Linked DNA regions of Homo sapiens: region 2 is linked to region 1. A link is an interaction called in ENCODE POLR2A ChIA-PET data of the cell type or tissue named here. Cell type or tissue: PC-3. All regions are shown on one strand. Each heading gives the region's core, and the rest is flanking DNA. Links, peaks and the distances in the headings are about the cores only. Region 1 has its middle 60 kb from the start of ESX1. Region 2 has its middle 140 kb from the start of ESX1.

Region 1 (9,114 bases), core at 1,670-6,669:
AGAAAATATATACATAAACCATCAATTAAACTTATTTGCTACCGATGAAATCAGGGAGAGAACCCGTTTCTTTCTTTCTTTCTTTCTTTCTTTCTTTCTTTTTTCCTTTTTTTGAGACAGGGAGACAGGGTGTCACTCTGACATCCAAGCTGGAGTGCAGTGGCGCAATCACAGTTCACTGCAGTCTTGATTTCCCAGGCTCAAGTGAACTTCCTACCTCAGCCTCCTGAGTAGCTTGGGCCACAGGCACCTGCCACCATGCCCAGCTAATTTCTTCATTTTTTTTTTGTAGAGATGGGGTTTTGCTATGTTGCCCAGGCTGGTCTCTAACTCCTGAGATCAAGCAATCTGCCTGCCTCGGCCTCCCAAACTGCTGGGATTACAGGCGTGGGCCACCACAGCTGCCCGTTTCTTTTTAACAACGCTGAGAATTAATACATAAAATGGGGAGTCTATAGGCTTACACTGAATAATAATACCTAGAATTAGCACGGTATTCATAAGTAGTACTTAATAAATATCCTTAACTATAAGTTACTGCTTCCTATCGACAGATTGTTTTTAATTGGGCATACTGCTTTTTAAAAATTGGAATGTGTTCCCAATATTTAAAATAAGGAAATTTTATATAAAGATCCAGATCTGGGGCCTCTCTTAAAAACTGGTAGCTTTGATTCTCACAAGGTAACAATTGGCAGGAAGTGAATTGCAGTTGTTACCTCTCCCTCCCCACTGTCTCCCAAAAGGAACACACCCAAAGGAACACACCACACATCCTCTGCCTTGCCCCAGCAGACAGCTGGAAGGCAGTATAAGAGAGTGACTAACAGTGTAGACTCTGGAGCCAGAGTGCTCTGTGTCCAAAGGTTACTTCCGTCTGGCACTGTTGAATGGTGTGACTCAGGTAAGTTATTTAACATCTCTGTGCCCCAGTCTCTTTTTCTGAAAATCACGGCTCATAATAAAACCTACTTTACAGGATCATTAAGAGGATTAAGCAAGTGAGCTAATACATACAAAGAGCTTAGCCCAGTGCTTAGCCAAAAGGTAGGCACTCAGTAAATGTTAGGCATTGTTATTTGAATGCAGTAGAACAGTAGTTACGAGCAAATGCACTGGCAGAAAGACAAAAACCACATGCTCTCACTTACATGTGGAATCTACAACAATGGAACTCACAGAAGCAGAGAGGAGTTATCAGAGACTGGGGCATTGGGGGAATGAAGAGATGTCAATCAAAGGTTACAAAGCTGCAGTAAGACGGGAGGAATACCTGATAAGTATTTAAGGTGATAGGTATGTAATTTAGATTGATTCTATCATTCCACACTGTATGTGATATGGTTTGATGTTTGTCCCCTAAAATCTCATGGTGAAATGTAATCCCCAGTGTCAGAGGTGAGGCCTGGTGGGGGTATTTCTTTCTTAGAGGCAGATCCCTCATGAATGGCTTAGAGCCATCCCTTGGTGATGAGTGAGTTCTAGCTCACCCTCAGTTAGTTCACACAAGATCTGTTGTTTAAAAGTCTTGGACTTCCCCCTTCTCTCTCTTGCTTGTTCTCACCAAGTGATATGGCAGGTTCCTCCTTTTAAGTTTTCTGAGGTCTGCCAGTGTCATGTTGCTTGTACAGCCTACAGAACCATGAGCCAAAATAAAACTCTTTCTTTATAAATTACCCAGCATCAGGTATTCCTTTACAGCAATGCAAATGGACTAATGCAGCATACATATATCATAACATCATTGTGTATCCCATCATTGTATACAATTATAATTTGTAAAAAAAAAAATTAAAAAATCAAAAGAAACCCATCAAAAACAAACAAAAAAGAGCATGTGCACTGGAGTCAGCACCAAAATCCCAGCTCTAGAAAGTACTAGCTGTGTAGCCTTAGAGCAAGTTACTTACTATTCTTCAGTTTCCTCCTCTGTTAAATGGGAACAGCAATGATATCCACCTTGTAGGGTTGCTGTGAGAGGACTAAGTAAGATAAGGTTTGTAAGGTGCTTGGCACAGAGTAAATACCCAATACAGGTTACCTATTATTGTGGTTCCTACCCATCGGGAAGATGAGATTAGCACACAGGGCACAGGCCAGGAAGATCAAATCGAGAGGCAGGTTGAGTGATGGGTAAACTAAAAAGCCTATGAGGAGTAGGAGATGATGAGAAAGTTTTAAAGCACATTTGGGCTGGGCGCAGTGGCTCACACCTGTAATCCCAGCACTTTGGGAGGCCGAGGCAGGCAGATCACCTGAGGTCAGGAGTTCAAAACCAGCCTGGCCAACATGGTGAAACCCTGTCTCTACTAAAAATACAAAAATTAGCTGGGCATGGTGGTATGCACCTGTAATCCCAGCTACTGGGGAGGCTGAGGCACGAGAATCACTTGAACGCAGCAGGCAGAAGCTGCAGTGAGCCAACATCACGCCATTGCACTCCAGCCTGGATGACAGACCTAGACTGTGTCTCAAAGAAATAAAAATAAAAGTAAAAAAATAAAGCACATTTTAAGGCCAGAGCAAACATTAGGGACTTGCTTCAGAGGCTGACTCTTAAGAGACAAAGAAATGTACCCATTTAATCTGCCACACGCCCAAGTGTGTTGGGAACGTGTTCCATAAACCTACACCCCTTGAAAGGCTACCTACCTTTTTTACAACCCATGATGTGACCAACATGATACACTGTGTTTTTAGACATCCAAGATAATTACAGCACTAAAAATAATGGCTCCATAGATATGAATGTTCCTGAAACTGACAGATGGGACAAGTAATGGAAGCAGAAATAACAGTGCAGGAGCAGCACTGCTGTTCAACCTCTCTCTGCCTGGCCTCTGACAAGGTAATCAAAACACATACAGAAGAGCTGCATTTTCAGCGGGGTGATGACACTTATGCATTAATGGATATCAAACTTTAACGACCACAAGACTTGGAAAGAGAAAAGCAGAAGTCTTCCTCCTGCTTCCCCACTTGTGGCATCCTCAGAGTCCTGGGCAGGATTCACTGATAATTTATGATGAGAGGGTTGATATCCAATTCACCAAGTATATCTGGGAGACAAGTATGATCATAAACAGCCCAAGGCAGATAAAACTCACATCTTAATTATCTATACATTCTCGCCTCATGACGCTTGTTGCACATCAACCCACAAATTATCTAAAGGAAAATTTTAATCTCAGTGAGGCTTCCCCCAATGCCTTTGAATACCCTATGTCCTCAGATGTGTGTTCTTGGAATACAAATTCATTTTAATATTACCCTAGGAAAAACAATAAGAAAAAGCCTACAGGCCAGGCATGGTAGCTCACGCCTGTAATTCCAGCACTTTGGAAGACCAAGGTGGGTCAATCACTTGAGCCCAGGAGTTTGAGACCAGCCTGGCCAACATGGTGAAACCCCGTCTCTACTAAAAATACAAAAATTAGCTGGACGTGGTGGTGGGTGCCTGTAATCCCAGCTACTCGGGAGGCTGAGGCAGGAGAATCTCTTGAACTCGGGAGGCAGAGGTTGCAGTGAGCCGGGATCATGCCACTGCACTCCACACTCCAGCCGGGGAGACAGAGTGAGACTCTGTCTCAAAACAAAAAAAAAGAAAAGAAAAGAAAAGAAAAGAAAAAGAAAAAGACTACAAAACAAAAACTAATATGGTATCTAAAGGTATGTGAAATTCTAAAAAACATTTTTCTAGTTTTGCTGAAATTTTCCATAGTTGTGGTCCATGCATTGTATTACTAAATTTGCATATGCTGTGGGAATTAGCTACAGCAAAATTTTAAGTCCAGGTTGTTTTGACCTTGTTTCCAAGAATGCCCCAAAGCCTCCTCTCTTCCATAATACTTAGCTGGTGCTCAACTCAGCAAGTGGAAAAGAAGTAAACTAGAACTAGAAAAGTAGATCTGCCAAAAACATTTAATGATTCATTCTGAGGTCAAGTGCAAATGATATGTGGATTAGCATGACTAAGCTGGCGATAACCCACATTTATGAAGTGCTGTGCCATTCAGGAAAGGGCAACAGCCAAAATCAGGCTGGATGGTCAGTGTTGAGATAGCAACGGATTGTATTCAGAAAAATATCTGATAACTGGTGTTAGCATCTTCTCCGCCCTCCCCAGTGTCCAGAAAAGAAAAGCCAGCACTAGACTTCTAAATCAGTACTTCTCAAACTTTAATGTGTATACAGATCACCTGGGGATCTTATTAAAATTCAGATTCACATTGAGTAGGTCTGCAGTGAGACCTGAGCTTCTGCATTTCTAACAAGCTCCCAAATGCTGCTGACACCTCTGGTTCATGCATCCATGCTTTCAGTAGAAAGAGTCTAAAGCAGGGGTCAGCAACCTATGGCTCAGAGGCCTGTCTTTGTACAACCTGTGAGCTAAGAATGGTTTTTAGATTTTTTTTAATGGTTGGGAAAATAAATCAAAATAATATTTCATGACACACAAAATTGTATTAAATTCAAATTTCTATGTCCACAAATGAAGTTTTTTTCCTGGTACACAGACATACCTGTTCATTTACTTATAGTCTATGGCTCCTTTCTAGCTGAGGTGAATATTTGCAACAGAGGCCATATAGTCTACAAACCTAAAATAGCTGGAGGCCTTTCCAGAAAAAAAGCTATCAACCCCTGGTCTGAAGTATTAATGAAGGGGATTATACTGTATTCACACAGAGAGAAGGGCTTTGAGTATCATTACACAGAGAGAAGGGCTCGAGACAGCTTGCCCTTCCTTCTGCTGAGACTGGGAGGGGTCAGAGAACTGAGTAGTAAAACCGGTGCACCCCATGCAGGTACAGCACCCCCGACAGGTAAGCAATCAAAAGGAAGACCTGAGTGAGAGGTATCTCTGGACCCACTTGGAGCAGCAGTGCCAAAGGCAATTGATAAGGACCTGCACATGATGGCCGCCTCTGGGAGACCAAGGAGCAAGAGAAAAGATGAAACCACTAAGAACTAAGGATCTGGCCCTCTCCTGATTTTCTGGCACAAAAAAAGCCCAGGACTCTTTAGTGATCTCCCGGGAGATTGTAGGAAACCCTCAAAATAACAGAGATGTAATTCCCTGTCCATATACCATGTTGGGGGCTCTGAAAAGACTCTATTTAATTTATAGAAATAAAGAAACAGGGCCAGGCGCAGTGGCTCACGCCTGTAATCCCAGCACTTTGGGAGGCCGAGGCAGGCGGATCACCTGAGGTCAGGAGTTCAAAACCAGCCTGGCCAACTTGGAGAAACCCCGTCTCTACTGAAAATACAAAAATTATCCAGGCATGGTGGCGAGCGCCTGTAATCCCAGCTACTTGGGAGGTTGAGGCAGGAGAGTAGCTTGAACCCAGGAGGCGGAGGTTGCAGTGAGCTGAGATCGCACCACTGCACTCCAGCCCGGGTGACACAGCAAGACTCTGTCTCAAAAAAAAAAAGAAAAAGAAAAGAAAGAAAAAAATAAAGAAAGAAACAGGCAGGGCAAGGTGGGTCACGCCTGTAATCCCAACGCTTTGGGAGGCCAAGGCAGGCAGGCCATTTGGGTCCAGGAGTTTGAGACCAGCCTCGGTAACACAGCAAAACCCAGACTCTACAAAAAAAAAAAAAAAAAATTAGCCAGGCTCAGTGGCTCAAGCCTGTAATCCTAGCACTTTGGGAGGCCAAGGCGGGTGGATCACCTAAGGTCAGGAGTTCAAGACCAGCCTGGCCAACATGGTGAAACCCTGTCTCTACTAATTAGCCGGGCGTGGTGGCGGGTGCCTGTAATTCCAGCTACTCAAGAGGCTGAGGCAGGAGAATCACTTGAACCTGGGAGGCAGAGATTGCAGTGAGCCAAGATCAAGACAGAGCAAGACTCTGTCTCAAAAAGAAAAAAAAATAGCTGGGGCGTGGTGGCTGGTGTGCACCTGTAGTCTCAGCTACTCAGGAGGCTGAGGTGGGAAAATCACCTGGCCTCAGGAGGCGGCCGTTGCAGTGAGCCGTGATTGCATCACTGGGTGACAGAGTGAGACAGAGACCGGGCACAGTGGCTCACGCCTGTAATCCAGCACTTTGGGAGGCCGAGGCCGGAGGATCGCTTGAGTCTAGGAGTCCAAGATCAGCACAGACAACATAGAGAGGCCCTGTCTCTGCAAAGAATTTTAAGAATTAGCCAGGTGTGGTGGTGCACGCCTGTAGTCCCAGCTACTTGGGAGGCTGAGGTGGGAGGATCATTTGAGCAACTTCAATTTATTTCTCACAGTTCTAGAGGCTGAGAAGTCCAACCAAGATCAAGGTGCTGGCAAGGTAGGTTTCATTCTGAGGCTTCTTCTCTTGGCTTGCGGGCAGCCACCATCTTGCTATGTGCTCACATGACCTCTTCTTTGTGCACAGACACAGAGAGAAAGAGGGGGAGAGAGGGAGAAAGAAGAGGGAGGGGAAGAAAAGGGGGACAAAGAGGGAGGAAGGTGAAGGGAGGAAAAGGAGGGGAAAGTGGGGCTGGGGAGGAAAGGAAGGAGGGAGGCACAGAGAGGGAGGAAGGAAGACAAAGAGAAAGGTGCTCCCATGCTCTCTGGTGCTTCTTCTTATAAGGACATTAATTCTATTGGATCAGGGGTCCAAACATTACTTCATTTAACTGTAATTCTGTTCTAAATATTTTATCTCCAAATATAGTCACATTGGAGGTTAGGGCTTCAACATATGAATGGGGGTGGGGGGTGGGAAGGGACACATTTCAGTCCATAGCATTGCGCTTGGTGATGTGGACTAAAAACTCATACCTGCTATGCCCATTTATATTCCTGATCTAATGAATAAACAGAGAAGGTGACTAACCTCTGGTCTGATTTGACCTGAGGACACAAAAAAGAACCCTAATTTCAAGTTAGCTACTCCACTAACCTGTCGCTGGCCCCCAAACCCAATACCAGAATTATTCCTTTGAGAGAAAGTTACTGAAATCAAAGGTCCAGGTCAAAGTATAAATTCATTAAAGAGAAGAGCTACCCTTCTCCGAATAGCAGAGGAAATTCCCTAGGAGGTCTGGGGACCCAGCCCAATGTGTCCTGGACAGGAAATTGAGCGTTGTAGCTAAGAGTGTGGACTGCCATGTACTCAGCTCTTTGCCCTTGGGCAAGTCATTTAACCTCACTGTGCCTTAGTTTTCCATCCACAAAATGTGGATAAAACCTCTTAGGGTTGTTGCAAAGATTAAATCATTTACTATGTAGTAAGCTCTTTGAATAGAACCTGATACATAGTAAGCATTTGATGGATGTTAGCTATTATTTTATCTTAGAGATTTGAGGACATTTTGCATTCTACTCCAGGGTATGTTCAAGTTAGTTGCCACCAAGAAAAAGTGACAGTCCAGGAAGAGGCAATACATACGCCCTGCTACACTGCCACATACATTCAGAATTGTACATTCAGAAATGAAGCCAGGGCCAGGCATGGTGGCTCACACCTGCAGTCCCAGCACTTTGGGAGGCCAAGGTGGGCAGAATACCTGAGATCAGGAGTTTGAGACCAGCCTGGCCAACATGGTGAAACCCCGTCTCCACTAAAAATACAAAAATTAGCTGGACGTGGTGGCGCATGACTGTAACCCCAGCTACTCTGGAGGCTGAGACACGAGAATCGCTTGAACCCAGTTGATATGGTGAAACCCCATCTCTACTAAAAATACAAAAATTAGTTGGGCATGGTGTGGTGGCCCACGCCTGTAATCCCAGCTACTCGGGAGGCTGAGGCAGAAGAATAGCTTAAACCCGGGAAGTGGAGGTTGCAGTGAGCTGAGATCGCGCCATTACACTCCAGCCTGGGCATCGCATCGAGTCTATCTCAGAAAAAACAAAAACAAACAGGAATGAAGCCAGGCCGGGTGTGGTGGCTCACGCCTGTAATCTCAGCATTTTGGGAGGCCAAGGGGGTTGAATCACCTGAGGTCAGGAGTTCAAGACCAGCCCGGCCAACATGGTGAAAACCCGTCTCCACTAGAAATACAAAAGTTAGCTGGGCGTGGTGGCACATGACTGTAACTCCAGCTACTCTGGAGGCTGAGGCACGAGAATCGCTTGAACCCAGGAAGCAGAGGCTGCAGTGAGCCGAGATCATACCACTGCACTCCAGCCTGGGTAACAGAGCAAGACTCTGTCTCAAAAAAAAAAAAAAAAAACAAAGAAAGAAAGAGAGAAAGAAAGAGAGAGAGACAGAAAGACGAAGGAAAGGAAAGGAAGCCAAGGACAACCTTTGGAAAGAGAGAAGAGACACTGAGGAACAGAAATCAGGCAAAGGAAGGTGATCTGAGAAAAATCTAGATCTTGGAGTGTTGTCCAGAAAGGTCTAATGTAGATAAAAACAACTGGGGCAGTGTGGAGGCGGTGTAAGGGCAATGGGCCCCTGGGAAGAGAGGAGTGCTTTGAGGCTGCTGAAGACCTTTCTTGTGAGTTCCAATTTCTGAGTTTCTCTGGGGCAGAAAGATCTTTCAGCAGTCCCAACCCAGACCTGCTCTGCCCCAAACAGAGGCAAGAGCTTTGCCTAAAATATCCAGAATACCAGGGAGTTTGCAAAAAAAAAAAAAAAAAAAAAGGCCGTTTTCTCTTCCTCTTCCCTGAACAAAGCAATGCAATGCAGCAATAGCAGCTGAGACACTCTCATCCTTCATTCAGAAACAACAAAGGAAATTATCTTTAGGAGACACAAACCCTTGTACAATAGACTAATGGGCAAAATAGTTGCCAGGCTGTAGGCCCTTTACTCAGTATGCAAATGAGCTGAGTGGAAGGGAAGAAAGAATCAAAAACAGCTGTTCTGTTTTCTTTCTCCCTGTGTTGACAAGGAGAAAACAATTTTTCAAGTGGCTACAATAAATAAATAAATAAATAAATAAACAAACAAACAAATAAATAAATAAATAACTCTATAGCTATATTGCTCCTGCTGCAAAGGCAGCCTCCACACTTAGATTTCTTATTGTTCCATCGTCCTGAATACACATAATTATTCTAGGTCTGGTATTATCTGTTCTGCACAAACAGCTGAGTATCTTTCTGAACTTTTGTCCTATACCACAAGGACCTATCAAAAATAAAACCCACAAAATAGCAGGAAGTGAAAGGATGCTTTCATGTC
Region 2 (9,114 bases), core at 1,555-6,554, 79 kb before region 1:
CCCTCTCCCCTGACTGTATTAATTTAGAGGCAAATCTCTTTGGGCAGGCTGTTTCCCTACCACAGCACCAGAACCTTTCACAGGGACAGCTCCCAGGTAGTCTTGTTATTTTGAATCCACTCACACACGCACACTCCATTCAGTCAGAGAAGGAGAGAGTACTCCACAGCCCCACAGCTGCTGGTGCCAGAGTTGGGACTAGGACTCTGCCCTTTAAGCTCCAATCAGCTGCAAAGCCTGCAAAGCCACAGCTCAGCCATTAGCTCAGCCAGGCTAGTGATTAAGGGTCAGGCAAAAGAAGACCTGAGCTGGCACCTGGAGTGCAAGTATAATTTGGATAAATTGAGAGTAGCAAGAAGGGCATTCCAGTCATATTATCAGAGGCCAAAGAATGTTGGAAAGGCCTTCGGAAAGAAAGGCACACAAAACCTACTCATAAAACAGCGAGACATCCAAATTGGCAGTGGCATTGCATACATGAAAATTTGGGATTGAGAATAAAGACTGGCATGCTACATGGAGAAGCACCACTGTGCAGAGGTTAAGAGATGGGCTTTGGTGACAGGCTGCTTCTGTGTGAATCTTAGCTCCTCCTCTTCCTGGGTATGTATTCCTGGTCAAATGATCAATCTATGTGCCTCAGTCTCCTCATCTTCAGAATGGGGACAGGAATAGAATCATCATACGGTTGTTTTCAGTATTCACTGAGTTAATACACATAACTGGGAGCAGTGGCTGGCACATAGTAAGTGCTCACCAGATGTCAGTTGTTATTATTATTGTGGGGACAAATTGTGAAGGACTTTGAATGCCGGTCTCAGAGAGCAATGTGGAGTCAGGCCCTGTCTCATACTCAGTCTCTGCTGCATCCTTCCCCATGACTGGGGTTACTTTGTGAGGGTCATGCACTCCCAGCTGCAGGCTCGGATCTGCCCCGCACTCTAGGATTCACCCTGACCATAGGGCAGAAGGTTTTCAGCCATACCTTCCCAACACTGTGGGACTTTGTCTCAAGCCACACTTTCTGCTGGGTCAGCCCTTACCTCAGGTCCCAGTTCTGTGAAAAACACAGTCCTCTTGCTCCTGTGGCACAGTTCCCCCTACAGTCCTTCCTAAGTTCTTGCTACTGCCTTTTCCCCTTTGCCTAAGCCCAGTGCAGCTGTGGGGCTGTGAGTACTCTCTCCCTCTCTAACTGAATAGTGTGGGCATGTGTGAGTGGATTCAAAATAACAAGACTATCTAGGAGCTGTCCCTGTGAAAGGTTCTGGTGCGGTGGTAGGGAAACATCCTGCCCCAAAGAGATTTGCCTCTAAATTAATACCTTCATAGTTCTCCCATCCCTCAAGCACTAGAGCACTGTGTTGCTCTTGCCAGTCCTCTCCTTCCCAGGAACTATAGTCCTGGCCCTGAGCCCCAGTCCAGTCTAACCATGAGGCCTGCTACCTCCTGACAGCCTTCTTTGATACTGGACAACTGCCAGCCTGCCTGAACCTCTAGAATCTGCAACTGGATTCTAGAAGTCTGTATTACTTTGCATTGAAGCCCCTGACAGAGAGGACATGCCAGGATTATTACCTGCCAAACCCTGTTGTGCTGTGTTCTGCTTGCTGGATCATAATTATTTCCATCACCTGCACTGTATGCTCCTCAGGGTTTGCTCCTGCCTTTGATGTGAAAGGAGGTGGAAACAGATCATGCAAGGCCTCCACTGCCATACTAAGGTGCTTGAACTTGATCCTAGAGACACATGTCTCTTGCACTTTTGCTATCTCATTCTCTTGAAAGCAAAGAGACAGCATGCACCTCTGATTTACATATTCATCTATTAATGTATACGTTATACACAAGTGCTACCATTCTAAGACACTATGCACATGAAACACACACAAATATAAAAAAACTAAACAATGAATAAAAACAAACATAAATAGAAGCTCTAATATTTTCTTCTTAGAAGCTGTATATCTTAGAAATGTCCCTGTGGAAGCCAGATATAGAATATGGTTTGGAGAAAGCAAACATGGGGACCAGTTGATGGACTGTGGCCGTGATCAAAGTAGGGATGATGGTGGCCACAACTAAGGCTGTGGCGGAAGGGATGAAATAGAGACATGGAATAAAATATGAAAAAACTCCTTGAGCACCTCATGATCAAGTGGGGCATACAAAATAAGCAAGGAAATATTATCTATGATAAATGTCCTGATCAGCTCCACCCTTAGTTCTGGTCAAGAGGGAACCCTGGCCTAGGTCCCAAGCTTTAGAAAATTATGCATATCACTAACACACCCACTCAAACACATTACACTTACCAAAAACACTTAACTGCCTCTGTCACTCCGGATCCAGGATTCAGCACTGTTACACCTTTATCCATATCCCTCAACACCCACTCTCATGGTTAATGCTGTTCAGACAATGATTTCTATATTTACTGCCCTGTGTTCTCAAAACAAAAGGCAACGCGGTCTGCATGCCATGCAGGTTTGGAGGTTGTACTTCTGCCAACTTTGAAGGCTGACAATGTCTTAGCACATGGAGAGTATTTGGGAAGGAGAAAAGCATTGGCAAAAGAAAAGGCAAATTAATTGCCCATATGAATGTAATAGAGTCTTGCATAAGGAAGTATTGTTTCTCAGAAATGCCAATCATCCATTTTCATGCTTCCCTCGTATTATAATTCATGGTTCCAGAAGTATTCATGAATTAGCATGGCATTTAACAATTGCACATGGCTGCTAGGAATATTTTCCAACATCAAACAGTATCTATTACTCTTAATATATAGGCACAGGTTTAGATGTAACTTACATAAGGCATGATATCCATTTTTCATATTGGCAACTACGTGGATACTGAACATTAGAATTAATACTTCCGTACTGTACCTAAAAGTACCTGTTATGTGCTGTTGTTTTCTGTTGCGTTCTGTACCTAAAAGGAGAAGGTATTAGAGGATCTTTGTTTCCTTCCAGTTCTGGAACTGTAGTCTGATGAGTAAGGCAAAGGAGAAGTAGCCAACATTGTTTTGTTTTATTTGAACAGGGTATGATATGATGAAAAGGGCACTTGAATCTAGAAAAATTTAGTAGTAGTATGTAGCATAAACAGAGTAGGAAGAAATCAGAAACAGACAAAACACTTCAGGAAGCAATTACAATAGTCCAAGTAAGAGGTAATGAGGAACTGAGTCATTTTCTCTTCTATTATAAATTTATTATTTCTTCTGAGTTTTCTCCATCATCACATGAACATGCTTAAGTAGCTGCCATTTTAATAAGGAAAAATCTTCCCTTGATCCCTCTAAATACTTTCCCATATCTTCAATCCCCCTAATTGAAATATTGAAAGAATCATTTAACCACTGTCATTTATTTTATCCCTTACTATTCTCTCCTCAATCCGCTCCATTTGGGCTTCCATCTCTGTACTCCATTGAACATGCTCTTGCTAAAGTCATCAACCATCTCTATGTTGCCAAATCCAATAGATATTTTTTTCTTCATCCCTGTTCTGATTATCTATTTCTGCATTTAAAAAAGCACCCCAATCTTAGTGGCTTAACAATCATTTAGTATCTCTCCCAATTTCTGAGGGTCAGGTATTTGGAAACAATTCAGGTAGCTCCTATGTCTCACAGGGCTGCAGTCAGATAATGCCTGGGGCTGGAATCGTCTGAAGGACTGTTCACTCATATGTCTGGTGCTTGCTCTGAAAAGGCTCAAATAGATGGGGACTAGAACATCTGGGCTCATTAGACTTCTCTCCCCTATCTCTATGTGGTCTCTTCATGTGGTTTATACAGCACAGTGGTGTCAATGTCATTAGACTTCTGACATAGCAGCTCAGGGCTCCAAAGGCTCATGTCTCAAGAGAGAGAAAGAGAGCCCAACAGAATCAGAATTATATTTTCTGACCTACTCTCAGAAGTCACATAATGTCACTTGTATCGCTCACTATGGGTCAGGGCAATTCACAAAAGTCCACCCAAGCTCAAAAGGAAGGGATATACATGCTCACAGTGTAACTAAAGCATGTGGGAGAGGAGTTATTATTATGGTCATCTTTGGAAAATACAATCCCTCTTTCTTCAAATATTCTTTTCTGTTAGTATCCAAGATACCTTCCTAGTTTTCCTCCTACCTTAATGACTGTTCTACCAGTTTCCTTTGTTTGCTACTCTCCTTCGCTCAACCTCTAAATGAAGGTTTAACCCAGGGCTTGGTCCCATTGACTGTCTCCTTTTCTCTATCTTCACTTATTAACCCTTGGTGACCTTTTCCAACCATATCGCTTTAAATGACAACTCAAAAATTTATATCCCCAGGCTTGATGTCCTATGTAGTTCCACATTTATATTCCCAGTTGCCTGCCATTGTCTCAGAGATTCTAAATATATATCTCAACATGTCCCAAACTGTAGTCCCCTCATTCACCCAAAAACAAACTCCCACTGACTGAGGTGGATGATTTTCCTAGCTCAGTAAATGTACCACAAGTTATCCAAGTCGCATGGGTTAACCATCAACTCTTCCCTTTCCCTCATATCTAGTATGTAATTCATCTGAATGTTCTGTCAAATGTATATTCACAACATATCCTATATCCTCCAACTACCATCACCTTAGTCCAAGTCACCATTATCTCCAGCCTAGACTTTTCAAATAGCTTACAGATAGGTAGTCTTGTCTCTGGTCTTTCCCTCTTACAATTCAATCTTCACAAAGTAAATGAGTGATCTCTAAACAAACAAACAAAAATACACCGTATCAGGTAAAAACCCTGCTTAAAACCCACCAATGGCTTCCCATTGCTCTAAGAATAAAATCTAAATTCTTTCCAGAGCCTACAGAGTTCTAGCTTATCTGGCCACTGTCTACCTCTCTAACCTTATCTCCTACCACTCTCTCCCTCATTCAAAAATCTGTAGCTACACTGGCCTTCCTGCTGCTCCTCAAGCACATAGAGCTTATTCCTGCCCTGGGGTCTTTGCACTTGTTCTTCCCGGTATATCACATGTTCTTCCCCCAAGTCTGACTGGGTGGCTCTTTCCTATCATTCAGGTCTCTACTCAAATGTCACCTCCTTGGTGATGCTTTCTGTTACTATCCAGACTAAATTAGTATGAGCATATACACATGCACTGTGTGTCATTCTAACATACATTTCTGTTTAATTCATAACATTTACCATAATCTGAAATTATCTCCTGTTATATGTGTATTATCCTCCTCCCCTTCTAGAATGTAAAGTTCACTAAAGGAGGGATTTTTGTCTGTTTTCTTCATTGATGTGCACATGTGTGAGGCACTCCACATATATCTGTTCAATAAATGAACAAACCAAGTTGGAGTGGTGATGAAAATGGCAGATGTCAGAGACAGTTTAAATAGTCACACTGCAGGTTTATGCTATCAACATTTTGAAAACATCAAGGTCGCAGCCCAGCAGTAAGCCCCAGATGCCTCCTGGAGCCTAAAGTAAGGAAAGGAAATCTAAGTTATCAGCACCTTAGGTAGTCCTTGACCCATATGCACCACTTTCTCTCTACCTTTTCTCTGGAGTCCCTCCTCTGTGTCCCTATCCTGTTTCTCTCATCCCATTGCTTTATCCTTCTCTGCTTGTGCCTTGGGCATACCTGTAGTTCCCTCCCAAACATCATTCTTAGTGTCTTTCTTGGAGCCCTTACATCTAAAGCAGTTGTAGGACCCTTCCAAGTATCCATTAACTGAATACTCCTTTCTTCTTTCACATATTAGTAATAAATCTGGACCGAGATGATTGCTATTATGAATTTTAAAATGCCAAGCATTCTGAATTTCAGAAAAGCACTCTCTTCCCTCTGATTTAAGGAAGGCTACTCAAAAACATTTTTTAAATTTTGAATAGATTACTAGGTCCACTCTAACGCCACTGATTTTAAATTCTATCTAAGGTTTTAAAATTGAAACCAAACGAGTAAATGGGCCCTGCTGTAAATCAACAAGCCCAGGCTCATTCCCTGCTGAGCTGGCACCACATCAACCCAGTTAGCCAAGTTGCCATGAAGAAAGAAATAAACACTAAAAAATGTACGTTAACCGAAGTGTCTACTTCCAGCTTCAGGTGTTACTAGCTTAAGGAAGAGTCTAGAACAGGCAACTCTCTTAACTGGTTGTTAGCCTTAGTTCAGATTCAGCCTCAAGGCTATAGACTGTATTCTGATTTTAAACTCATGAATGTTTGATTCACTGTTATTGACAGTTTAGGGCAACTGCTCAGCACCTTTTCTGCTTCATCTGCTCAGAAATCTCAGGAAGTTCGGGTTTGCTTCTGAATAAATTCTGTTTCATGCTGACTTCAAAAAACCACCTCTAGCCTCTTCTCTACTTTTCTATATCTAGTCCTGGTTGCTGAGAGCTATGTCACTCCCCCATCTGCTCTTCCCTTGTGGCAGCACTCACAGCTTTCCACGCCCAGTGTGACACTGCAAATAAGACTCTGTTCAGCAAGACAGATTCTACTCACAGCTCCACCAAGTCTTTTCCCATCCTCACCCAGCCTTACTCTGTTTTGTTTGCCAGGTGAGCCATGGGGGTTGGTGTGCTACTTTATCCAGTCAAGAAAGCCTTTTGTTCGCTCCCGAAGGACTCCTATACTAGAGACTGCAGGACAATGTGTGGATGGGGAGGATTGTGAATGCTGAGGAAGGGCCCTCCTGCTTCTCTTCCCCACTCCACCCTGCACCTGGGCAACCCATGAGCTGTTTTCTCTGCTTCTGGAAAGAAAAAAAGATTTGAAGCTCAGCCTCAGGACAATCAGTGACGATTTGAAATAGATTTGAATGATTTGAAACAATACCCTGACATACCCTATCAACTAGGAAATTCGGGGATCAGGGGACATGGGGAATTGCTCCTATGTGTTCAATGCAGACAGCCTGGCAGTCAGAGGTTGTCTGCAGTCTTACATCTATGACTGGATGCTGTGAAAGAACAATGTGCAAGAGAGGTAAAGGCAGGGAAGAAGCCAGTATTAGAGCAAATGCCTTAAGTATTTCCTGGGCAGGATCCGCGCCAGGCCTTAAAGTCTTTTAAGGTCTGTGTCATGCACATTGCCCAGGTTCATCACTGAATACTTCATTAAAAAAAAAAAATACCTGAGGTTGATCTTACACTGTCTCCCCACCTCTACGTAATTCTCCTGAAAACCAGAAGGGCAGACGAGGGATCAGAGTTCTCCCAATTTCCTCCACTCTTCAAAAGTGATGGTACCCCAGTTGTTGACCCACTCTGCAGCAAGAAATTGAAATTGAATGAGAAGGCTTGGTCCACTTTGAACACACAATATGATAAGGAGACTTTAGAAAACCATCAAATGGGGATTCTGGTTATTTGACCTGCTTGAGATGGAAATGGGCATCTCACACACATATCGATTGTGCAGCTTTACCCAAGATGTGCTGGCCCAATTGAAGAGAAAGTCTTTCTTCAAAACTCCCTTGTTAAGTTATGCCCAACAATGATTCCATAGAAAACTCTGAAAAATAAATCTAACCGCAACTTTTTCTCAATCCAGGCTTCTCGTACCTTCATTTTCCTTTCTGTGGGCTCTTTCATTGATCTAGCTGCCAAGCACAATCCATTTAACTCAGTTCCTTGCTCCACACTTTCCTATTCATTAGCATGTGTTCTTGTGGCACTTTGTTCTAGATTTCAACGGGAACATCTGCAAAATCAAACTCCCTTGTATCTCTCCTACTTGTGAAAAATACTAAATATACCATGTCAACTTTTAGCAGAAACACTGGTGGAGAATCAGAGCAGCCAAACACAAATAATTCTCATTTAGCTGGAACAACAAAGGCCTGGATTCTAGACTTCCCTCTGGAGAATACTTGGCATATCATGTTTCTTCTCTGGGACTTGGTTTCCTCATTATAAAGTTAAGAGGCTTGACTTACATTGGAAAACCAGTTCATGGTCTAACCAGATGGCCTTTGGCTAAAGATGTTTTGTTGTTTCTTTTCTTGTTTGTTATTTGATGACCTACAAAGCAGCACTAAATATAATCAGGTTTGAGAGCACTGGGAAAGCCACTTCTCCAACCTAGGGAAAGGAGAGAGGAGAAAAAAAAGATTCTTCCTATCAGCTAGCTTTATTGCCAGAATTTCCAACTGTTTTGCTGTCTCTGAGCAGCTTCTTTTCAAATGCTTATCACTCTGGGATGGATGGCATGTTAAGATGTCATCAGCCTAGAAGCTGTAAGTTAGGCCGGGTGCAGTAGCTCATGCCTGAAATCCCAGCACTTTGGGAGGCTGAGGCAGGAGGATCACCTGAGCTCAGGAGTTCGAGACCACCCTGGGCAACATGATGAAACCCCATTTCCACTAAAATACAAAAAATTAGCCGGGCATGGTGGCACTTGCCTGTAATCCCAGCTTCTTGGGAGGCTGAGGCAGGAGAATCGTTTGAACCCTGGAGGCAGAGGTTGCAGTGAGCAGAGATTGCGCCTCTGCACTCCAGCCTAAGCAACAGAGAGACTCCATCTCAAAAACAAACAAACAAACAAAAAGAAGCTGTAAGTTTGCTGGAGGGAATGGAAAATGAAAAAGGAAAAGTTAGCTTCCCACTGTAGGAAGCCACCAACGTAGGAGGCCAGAGGGCTTCTGGGCAGCAGGGGACCAGCAGAGGGTTTAGACTTGCCATAGAAAAAGGAGAGGGTTTCCTCCATTGGTTTGCTACATTCTTGAACAGTCTGCTACCAGGAAGAAGACCATGGGTCCCTTCTATTTCTGTCACCAACCTTCTCTCCTGCCCCGGGTCAGATGGAACAATCTGGTTAATACTTGACAAGGCAATATTAAATCAAATAGCAATCAGTCCTGCTCAGATAATTAAACAGGGACTGGATTTAGATGAATACAATGAAGATGTCCTGATAGAGGGACAGCAAGCCAGGACCTGCATCATCTCTGAAACGCAAACTTTCTCCAACTTTGTAAGTTTACAAATCTGTAAGTTAAACACAGTCCTTTTTCTGAGCAACTACTAGGTGTCAACCTGTTCTAGGTAATAGAAGGGAATTCAAACAGCAAAAGCATGCACTCTGCCTTTAATTTGCTTAAAGTAAAGA

The links. ChIA-PET counts read pairs that join two places held together with the same protein. Peaks named below come from ENCODE experiments on the same cell type or tissue, not always from the same donor. Only the 100,000 strongest peaks of a DNase experiment are listed, where the experiment ranks them.
Region 2: POLR2A ChIA-PET joins it to region 1 with 29 read pairs; 2 of 35 experiments call an interaction of 5 or more read pairs at or near these places.

The regions. Positions count from the first base shown.
Region 1 is chrX:104,310,623-104,319,736 of GRCh38, reverse strand. No RefSeq gene overlaps it. Among named protein-coding and RNA genes, the nearest start is that of ESX1, 60 kb to the right of the region's middle. In PC-3, for the core only: no CTCF peak of the experiment used is centred there; a DNase peak (open chromatin) is centred at 3,966; H3K27ac peaks cover 1,588 bases.
Region 2 is chrX:104,389,453-104,398,566 of GRCh38, reverse strand. No RefSeq gene overlaps it. Among named protein-coding and RNA genes, the nearest start is that of ESX1, 140 kb to the right of the region's middle. In PC-3, for the core only: no CTCF peak of the experiment used is centred there; no DNase peak of the experiment used is centred there.